Regions from separate parts of the Mus musculus genome. Here region 1 is linked to region 2. A link is a contact called in ENCODE Hi-C data. All regions are on one chromosome and are shown on one strand. The core of a region is the stretch at or near the end of the contact, and the rest is flanking DNA. Distances in the headings are between cores, read along the strand shown. Region 1 overlaps Trim9 (tripartite motif-containing 9). Region 2 holds the start of Ywhaq (tyrosine 3-monooxygenase/tryptophan 5-monooxygenase activation protein theta).

Region 1 (5,047 bases), core at 1,299-3,798, about 49 Mb before region 2:
CTTCTTCTTCTTCTTCTTCTTCTTCTTCTTTTTTTTTTTTTTTTTCTGAATTCTGGTTTGTCAATTCTCCAAATTCATATAATAATATGTTTCCATGCAGGAGAGGTCTGAAGACTACATGAGATGAGATTTGCAAAAATGTCTCCCGTTGGAAGTGCCTGGAAATGGAAGCCATTGTTCTAACAGTTATTATCAGCAATACCGCTTCTCAGAATAGAAGCCATTAGCGAAACTTGGTGTTAGGGATGCCAGTCCGGATAGCTTTATATGAGAACTCACTTGTTCTTGTGAGAAGCAGAACAGCCAGTCTGCTGAGAAAGGGAATAGAGTATCTATCTCCTTAAGTAATGTTCTCTATCACCAAAATATAGACAATTTTAACTTAATATACCCTATATAATCTCCCTTTTTATTTGCAGTCTCTTCAAATGTATTTCATTGTTTCTGGGCCAAAGCTGTCTTTTCATGACACTGGTCTGTCTTAATCACCCCCCCAGGAAACATTCTCTTTGGTGGCTCTGGGGGTGGGGTGGGGGGGATCCAGTTATGTTCAGTGAGATCAAAGGAAAAGCAGGCCCAACAGGGGCAGAATAATGACCTCACTCTCTCAGCTTCTCCTGTCAGTCACCACTGATGCTTTGCTAGTCAGTAGATTCTTAGAGCTTCCCAGCCCTCGGACATCCTCTGTCCTGCTCCATTCATGTCTGTTTTATTGGCTATCCCTTGAAGTAAGCACACAAAGCATTTTATATTGATATCAAATCCAAGTGGCTACAGATAGCAGGTCTCTTCAGCAGTTCACACTGGGGGTACTCTGTGACTAGCTACCTGATAGCATCACCCGTGCACTTGTGATCAGCCTCTTGATTCTGGAGCGCAGGGGTAAATAGGATCACCCCCATCGCGGCGATGCAGAGACGCACATTTCAGAAGCCGAACACATCTTGCATGCTAACTGAATGTCGCTTGTGCTGTCGCTGACAGGCTTGTAAATAGCAAGATTGCCTGTGGTGGTGTCCAGTCTGTCTTCTGCATGCAGAAGAAAGGAGTGATGTTTATAAATGTCTGTGCTCTGCTGAGATAGGATTCAGTTTTGCTAGCTTTCACACTGATGAGAGAAGACAGATCTGGCTATCTGTCCCTGATGGTGCTCTGCAGTCAACAGCTGCATCAAAAGACATAGTTCTTTGTAAGGTGGTGTTTATACTCGGATCTCTGGAAACCACTGAACTCCCTATAGTATAATTATGTCTCAGGAAGGTATCCCCTTCAATGCTGTCATTTTACAGAGAGAATCTAATGTCTTCATTCAAAGTCATTGTGCTGAAAGATTAGCATCTTTCCAGAGTGAGTTCCACTACTCCATGGAAAGCAGAAGGCTCTGAGTCCAGTACCTATCATATGTCCTGGGTTCGACCTAAGTACTTCTTTATTGTGACTTTCTGATTAAGTCATTTTGTAATAAATGCTGTTAGAGTCACACTGTACATGCTAAGTGCAGAGCAGAGCTGATGCCCTGTGGTAGCCAAAAGGCTGTTTGGGCTCAGTCTTGGTATTGTCTTCTGCTGTAGCTCAGTAGCAGAAAGTCCATTTATAACAATTCTCTCTCAGCAAGGCACAGTAAACAAGAGACTGTCATGAGAGGTGGCCGTCTCTGCAGGGGGTGGGAATTTGGGGGAGCAAAAAAAAATCTAAATCATATTTTATTATGTAAAGCACAGATACACAAAATATAAGTAGTATATAGTGTATCTAAGGCTTTAAGTTTTTATGTGAAAAGTGTTGCTTAGGGCAAAAAAAATGTGTTTTTTTAAAAAAAGCTAACCAACGGAGGGATGTAAAGAATCAAAATTCTGGTTTGACTGGGCCTGGTGGGACAGGCCTATAGTACCATCTTCTTGGGGGGTTGAAGCAGGAAGACTACAAGTTTAAGGTTTGCCTGAGTTATCATGGAGTTCAAGGCCAGCCTGGACAATTTGGTAAGATGCTGTCTCAAAATAAAAAGTAAAAAAGAGGGCTGGGGTAAAAGCCAGCGGCAAACTCACCTACTATACATGGGGCCAAGTTCAACCCTCAGAACCAAAGAAAAGCAAAGGAAGAATGCAGACTGGTCCAGCAAGCCACAAGGGAGAGATGTAAGATGAAAGCAAGCCGACGACATTCCACTTTTTCCCTTTTCCCACAGAACTGAAGGAGGGATCACAAAAGGGGCCACCATCGGGGTCCTCCTCGACTTAAACAGAAAGACATTAACGTTTTTCGTCAACAATGAACAGCAAGGCCCCATAGCGTTTGAGAACGTGGAGGGCCTGTTCTTCCCTGCTGTCAGCCTGAACAGGAATGTGCAGGTAAGCTTGTGGGCCCCAGGACTAAGGGCTTGCTCAGGTTGCTACTTCAAAGTCTGCCCAGGGGCAGTAAAATCCCCCCAAGCCCCAGCTCCGTGAGGGAAGCTGGTATAAGACCCAGAGTGAGACACACCAAAGACACCTTCCCATGTGCCTGCCACAGCCCAGTCAGCCACCCACGGGAGACAGACGCCTTCTCTACCCTGTCTATTTATCCTTTGCTCTAGTTTCTTCTTTAAGTAGACCTGAATGACTTCAACAGACTGGCTGCTGAGATGGCTCCTACCAGGCCCCAGGAATGCCCAGGAAAAGCAAATCTTAGGCACTTATCAGAAGTGTGAGCTGCTTTTTGTCCTTCACTCTTCATTGTGCAACAGGGCTGGGAAGCAGTAGCCCCGCCTGCGAGTTAGATACTTGCAGTTTCCCATAGAGACAGAACAAGGGGTCCTTCTCGCCCCTTTATTCAACAGCCATCTGCAGGGCTCTTTGAGCATGCCAGGCTCTACTGTAAATATTTGCTATCCATCAGCGGGAGAAAAAAAAAAAAAAACAGATACAAACCTTACCTTCCTGAAACTTATATTCTGGTTACAGATCATAACCATGTGATTTCTAAGGTACGTTAGAGGGTCAGAGTATGGCAAAGGGATCAGCAATACTGGGAACATGCTAAATAAACAGCCACAGGCTTAAGCGGGGTGGTCAATCAGCTGGTCTTATTATAGTTGCTGCTTATCTGAGTCCTGAAGGAGGGAAGGTAGCAAGCTGTGTAGAGATTTCAAAACAGAAGGCATAGCATGAGGAGCTTTGGGTGGGCAGAGAATGGTAAAGAGGGGATTCATAGCATGCAAGGAATGTGGGTGATGCCCTGCCAACCACTGTTAGAATTCAGGGCTTCACTGCCATCCTGATTTGGGCTTCTCATTGCCCGATATAAACCTCACTAACCTTAAAATAGGACCTGAGAGTCAAACGCTGTAGGGTTCATGCCCTAGCTACAGCCACAGTCTTAAAAGCTCTTTTAAGTTGTTTCCTGTTTATGAGTAGGGGTAGTGAAACTGCTTACAGCCCAGCGGGACCTGATTTCCAGCTTCCTGCAAGGAGATGGGATTATCTGAGGAGCTGGAATCTAATTCTTCAGAGGTCAGCCTGTACACCAGGAGATAGAAAACCTTAAATTTTTATAGGAGTCAATCTAAGAAAAACCTCGTTCAAAGTTTTTCACCTTTTCAGCCATTTCCCTTCCAAAGACTATCATGCTGGCCATGCTTCGGGATTTTCAAGGGTGTTCTAGTGCCTTTAGACAAAGACTCTTGATGGGGGTGATACAGATAAGAAGGTAGAAATGGCCATATTTATGATATGCTTCTAGTGTTTCCCATAACTCTCCACATAGTTTGAGGTAGAGTAGAAATTGTTGAAATAGCCTAAGTGCCTATATTCCTTCCCACTATAAAGCCTTTCCCGAAATCACAGATAGATAGGTTGGAACTCACAGACAAGCTAATCTGATCTCTGTCCACGGACTTGACCGTGACCTGCAGATGAGCACCTTGACCTCAGCCATAAGAAACGTACCCTCCCCCCAACCTTTTTTTAAAAGTGGGTATTGTGTATCCTGGGTTTGGAAGGCCACTATGATGGCCAGGCTTTTAGCACAGCTAGTATCCTGCTAGAAGACCCTTCAATGTCTTCTAGGATAGATGTTCAAGAGAAGTGAACAGGCCTTTATTGAACTGAGGGCACACAAACCACACTGGCGTTCCCTGCAAGGGTAAGCATGGTGCCCTGCATAGCTTATAGTCTCATTCCCCAGGTCACGCTCCACACCGGGCTTCCGGTCCCCGACTTCTACTCCAGCCGAGCTTCCATAGCCTAAGGGTGTGCTGTGGAGGCACTGGCTGTCCCTGAGACGGACAGCCCTGAGCCAGCAGCCTCAGCGGACAGTCGTACAAGGATGAGAAGAGCTGGTCCTCAGCCGCCATCTTCACCCTTAAAAGCTCCGCCCTTTCCCATCAGCCTCTCCGCATCACTGAACCCAGGCTCCCTTCCTCACCCAGAAACTCGACCGCACAGAGGAGCTCGGCAGCCCACCGCTCCCCTTTGTTCTCACTTCCACGTGTTGTTTTTCTTTAATTTAGTGGGGGGTTTTGTTGTTTGTTTTTGGTTTTTTTGTGTTAACGTAGGTTGAATTACTTTTGATTCTTTTCCGATCATGTTTTGGTGACTTACCTACCTACCTGGCACTGCCAAAAGAAATTCTCCTGGAAACTTTTTTTTCTTGAGCTTTTGGACAAGCAAAGATGTTCTAGGAGAGCAGGTGGGAAAGAAGCCAGATTTAGAGTTTGCCGTTTGACATCTAGAGTGTTCTTGCCCTGATTCTTGTCGTGATGTTAGCTCTTTGTGGCTACTTCTTGGGAGGTGAGCAGAGTGCACTTGGCGTCCAGAAGTCTTAATACAACCTGAAGCACAAATACATCGGCTACACTGGCTCACGGCAGGGTAAGGACCTTTGACATAGGCTCTAGGCACTGGGAAAACCAGGAGACTCAATGATTTGACTCATATGACTAATACAAGTTTTTAATTAAGAACTACTATGATCCAGGCACTGTTCAGGACACTAGAATGCTGTGTTCATGAACACCCTGTCTTCCTGGAACCTATATTCTTATGTAATAAAGCAACAAGTAACTTCAAGT
Region 2 (4,694 bases), core at 797-3,296:
ATAACAAATAAAGCCACTCTAAATGTCAGCTTTTCTGTGTTCTGGGACTTGAAGTACCAAGAATTTTTTTTTCAGACACAAGCAGATTCTATGGAGTCCCTCAGATATTACAATTTCATAATGTGTCAGTTTTTGATTTCACATGATCATATGAGCTTGTTTGTGGTAAATATTTGGCACGTGCCTCTTTTGGGTAGGCCTCACTCAGAAACAACCTTTTTGACAATTTCCCTTCATATGTCTCCTCTCTCATCACCTCCATGGGCGTCTCCTCTCTATGGGCTGGGTTTGCTGCTCTAATTTAGGGAATCTTGAAATCCACTGCTTATACAGAAGGCATTTTATCCGTTGGGATTTCTGTGTGTCCAGCTCCACCCCAACCCACAGGAACATAAACGCTCGTGTGTCTTGCAGCCTGGCCTTGGGGATTCCAGAAATAACACCGGGCCGTCCGCCGCTGCACTGGAGCATAGTAAGGCGTTTCTGTATTAAGACAGAGTAGAGTCACTTTCCAACCAGGCCTCTCCTGGTCAAAGCACAAAGCAACCTTTACAAGTTGGGTAGGGAGGGGCAGCTGGGAGGAGATCTGAATTTCTGGAAGCTTCGTCTCTTCCCCCCCCCCCCCCCATCTGTGCTCAGTGTCAGACCTTCCTTTCTGCAGTCTTCGGTCTGCTTGGTTCCGTTTAGCATTTGAATCCACTTTGCCTGTGGCAGTCACTGAAGTTCTTTGAACCCTTGAGGAACTACTGGAACTGGCATCTCTTCAGAGCCCAGGTGGCAGTTTCATTCTTTGAGTCCGGTAGGACAGCCACCTCACTAGGAATTGGATTGAGGGCTAGGAAATAAGGGAGCCTATTTAAAGGAGAAAAATGTTAGCTGTGACCCTGAATACATGGCATCTGGGGCAAATGCTCTCATTTCAGAAGGGTGTTTATTGTGCAGAGAAAAACATGAGATCTTCACAAATATATCAGGAGAAAAAAAACCCATCACACACAAAAAACAAAAGCATGCATACATGCTTTACAGAGTACAAAGGTGTGTGTGTTCGGGGCAGGGTGTACTTAGACATTAATGTGGAAAAGTAGTAAAGAAATGTTTAAGAAATATGCTTCCGGGGATCGGGTAGTCACAGCTGTGTTTGTTCAAATCGTGCTTAATGTCATTTCCCCGTTTTAAAGAAATGCTTACCTGACGCTGCCACGCAGTCCTGCCCAGATCTCCTGAATCTACCTTTCCATAAGGGAATTGCTGGCTTTCGGGTGCCTGTGTGAAAACTTGAATTAAGCCACTTTCTCTGGGAACGAATCCTTTTTTAATGGGGATCAGGATATTTCTAATTTGTAGCCGAAACAGGAAAATTGTAAGGGTTGCATTTTAATGTCTTGGGGATACAAACCTTTGTCAAGAACAGGAAGGTAGAAGAAAGGAAGGCGCTTGTGCATCAAAAGGGCTAATTATCTCACCCCTGCCAAGTCCAGCTGCAGCCGCAGCAGCTCGAGAGCTGCAACGCCCCATCTGCAGTGGTTGCTGCTACAGGACACGCGGTCGCAGCCTCGGAGGTCGAAAGCACCTCCGGTCCCGTGCCGCACCCAGGAGTGCCGGGCTGGCGGGGAGGATGAGGGGAGTTGGAAAAGCATCGCCATGGCAACAGTGACGTCCATTCACCCTGGATCTAATTGGAGGAAACCCCGTGGCCGAAGCCGCAGCCTGCGGGCCAACCGAACCTACCCGAGCCGACCCACCCTCGGAGCCTCCGCTTCGCTTCCCGCCCCGCCCCCTGGGCCCCCTTCCGCGCGCTCGCCCCTCATTGGACAGAGGAGAAGCTAGAGGCGGGACTCCTTGGGGAGGTGCAGCGTTCTATTGGTCGGTGGCGAGCTCGTCGGCTCCGTGCTAGGCTGAGACGGGAGGGTCCTCGGCTAAAGCCCAAAGCAGATCAAAGTGGTGGGACTCGCGTCGCGGCTGCGGAGACTAGAAGGTGAGTGCGGACACAGCTCTGGGACTGCGGCTGCAACAGCCGCCGCGAGGTACCGAGGCCGGGTTGGCGGAGCACGGTCCTCATATCTGCTAGGCTACCGCGCGCCTGAGGTTCGGGCTGGGACGGGAAGGTGCGGCACCAACGGCCGCTTCCATCTTGGGCCGGGTGGGGCCCGCGCTCCGGCCTTGGGGAGGCGCGGCGGGCGGGCCGGAGGGCGCGGGCGGAAGGCGGCGGCCCCGTGAGAGGCCGGAGGACGCGCCGCCTCGTGCGCTGAGACAAAGCGGGCGTCCGGCTGCATTGTCTGACGCGCTCTCTCCTCGCTCCTTTTTGTCCTCGCCGGCGCCGCCCCGCCCCGCCCCTCGCGGCTCTCAGGAGGACTCCGGATCCGGCTCGGCGCTCGCCCTCGCTCGCCATGGAGAAGACCGAGCTGATCCAGAAGGCCAAGCTGGCCGAGCAGGCCGAGCGCTACGACGACATGGCCACCTGCATGAAAGCCGTGACGGAGCAGGGCGCCGAGCTGTCCAACGAGGAGCGCAACCTGCTGTCGGTGGCCTACAAAAACGTGGTAGGGGGCCGCAGGTCCGCCTGGAGGGTCATCTCGAGCATTGAGCAGAAGACCGACACCTCTGACAAGAAGTTGCAGCTGATCAAGGACTATCGGGAGAAAGTGGAGTCGGAGCTGAGGTCCATCTGCACCACGGTCCTGGTGAGTTGGCGCCGGCATTAGTGAGGGAGTAGGGCGGCGGGAGCGACACCCCTTTTGTGTGGTGTTCCCGATGGGGAGAAACCTGTGGGATAGAGAGTTTGTGATTTGAGCCCCAGGCTTCCTTCTTACCTGTTTCAGAGCTTTCTCGGGGGTGGGTAACTCTTTTTTTCCCAAGCTCTGGGGTACAAAAACTTGGGGGGAGTAGCCGCGTAGGCTTGCACAAGACTGAAAAAGACCTATTTAACCTTGTGCCAGGAGAGTGGTCCTGAGATCTGTAAGTTCTTTCATGTCGTAGAAGGCATGGGGACTTTTACCATAGAGATGCTAGAATTTCCCCAGCCCCCCAAGATTTAGGAGTGAAAAATCTAGACATGTTTTATTTTTCATGTAAGAATATGTTGAGCCTTTCCTTGCTAAAGAGGTGTGGGGGTGGGTGGGTGGATGAGTTCACTGGATGAAAAGGATACAGATAATTTGAAGAATACCATGCCCTGGTCAAATTTCACTATTTAATAGTGTTTGTTTGTTTGTTTTCTATTTGTTGCCTCACTTTAGTCCGGTGTATGGAAATGAAAGCATTTCTGGTGTGGATGGGCAAGGAAGGCTTTCCAGGTTTTGCACTATCCAGTCCCAACCGGGATGTTAACTGCTATGATTCACCCTTATTAGAGGGGGCACTTTTAAATCTTGAGTCATTCATTGCCCAGATCTCTTATTCAATAAAGCAAGTTTCTAAAATTTAAATAGCATGCCATAGAGTGTCAGATATTAATGCTGCAAACTGTGACTCCTGTTCACATTGATAGGTAGTTATAGACTGATGATGAAGTAGCTGCTGGGTTTGCTCTTCACATGCCACCTTTATATGAGGCAGCTGGTAGCTGATAGGCTTGCCCTGGATCTTTTTAGGTGTCTTTTATGCAGGGTTTCATAAGAGAAGGGAAAAAGGGGCTTTCCCTTCTAGCCTTCATTTCTTTATCACATCGAATCAATGGAACCTAGAACATTTTTCCCTGTTGTGTAAAACCTACCTGTTTTACTAAAACAAAAGAGATTATCTGAGCAAAATCATGGCTGATAGATACAGATGTTAGGGGTCAGAAGCAATCAGTTGGTAGTGAAGTGCAGAAAACTCTGTTTTGTAAAGATGCCATTTTGTTCTGTTAACATCTATGTGATCTTAAGTTCCAGTCCCTGTTTAGCTTAGGGGAGGCAGCTCTTTGGCCTGAATTTTTTTACATTCAAGAGATGTCAACTAGGATAGTAATAGCAGACTTTAATACCATATATTGATGGCTATTGTTAACACTTTGGGGTTTATTTACCCATGCAGTTCTGAATCACCAGATTTTTGTGTAAACTATCAGTTTAATTCTGAAACAAAGGAATATTTATTCCGTCTTGCAGCTCTTACACACAACAAAGAATTGTGTTCTGCCTGTATGTATGTATACCACCTATGGGGATGCATTGTCCAGAGACTGGAAGAAGGGGTCAGGGGTTATCTCCTGTAACTGGAGTTGTTAGCTACCATGTGGGTGCTGGGAACTCAACTGGGTTCTGGGGTCCTCTGCAAGAATAGCAAGTGCTGTTAACCACAGAACTATTTCTCCAGCCCAGAAAATTTGGGTTTTATGGAAGCATAGATGTGGGAGTTTTCCTTTTTTTGATACGGTTTGAGAGAGTGACCAGACATTTATTGGAGACCTCTCATGCATATCCTTTTAATAAGAGAACTTTTGAAATTGGGACAGTAGTGCTTTTTTCGTGCACAAGACAGAAATAGAAGAGGTAGGTAGGTTGACTAATTTGTACACTGATGCACAAATTAGCTGAATTTTGCCTTGATGACCAACCTGGAGAAGAACCCCGGGAAAGCATGTCTCCAGTTGGCAGATATTCTGGAGAGCTTGATATGTTTTGAAAGGTTAAACAATACAGGGAAGAACAAAGCTGAGAACCACTGATTTGATTTGATTTGATTTTTTTTGTCCTTGAACAATTTGTAAT

Evidence for each region. Hi-C counts contacts between places; a loop is a spot of excess contacts on that map.
Region 1: a loop to region 2 is called in a map of T-helper 17 cell, with 141 times the contacts of the local background. The contact joins the enhancer-like site here to the promoter of Ywhaq in region 2. A Hi-C loop is called at or near these places in 3 of 37 maps with a recorded cell type or tissue (T-helper 1 cell, T-helper 17 cell and T-helper 2 cell).

Annotation. Positions count from the first base shown.
Region 1 is chr12:70,245,566-70,250,612 of GRCm38, reverse strand. Trim9 (tripartite motif-containing 9) reads left to right here. Exons shown (of 14, transcript NM_001286388.1): 13 at 2,186-2,348; 14 at 4,162-5,047. The coding sequence ends at 4,224. Among named protein-coding and RNA genes, the nearest start is that of Gm38467, 17 kb to the right of the region's middle. Within about 2 kb of position 2,548, at least 1 of the 3 ENCODE cell types and tissues checked has a DNase peak (open chromatin) inside an H3K27ac peak, as active enhancers do.
Region 2 is chr12:21,414,788-21,419,481 of GRCm38, reverse strand. Ywhaq (tyrosine 3-monooxygenase/tryptophan 5-monooxygenase activation protein theta) reads left to right here and starts at 2,046. Exons shown (of 5, transcript NM_011739.3): 1 at 2,046-2,684. The coding sequence starts at 2,391. It overlaps Gm4419 (predicted gene 4419), which reads right to left and starts at 1,600. Exons shown (of 4, transcript NR_166748.1): 1 at 1,400-1,600; 2 at 1,192-1,266; 3 at 648-852.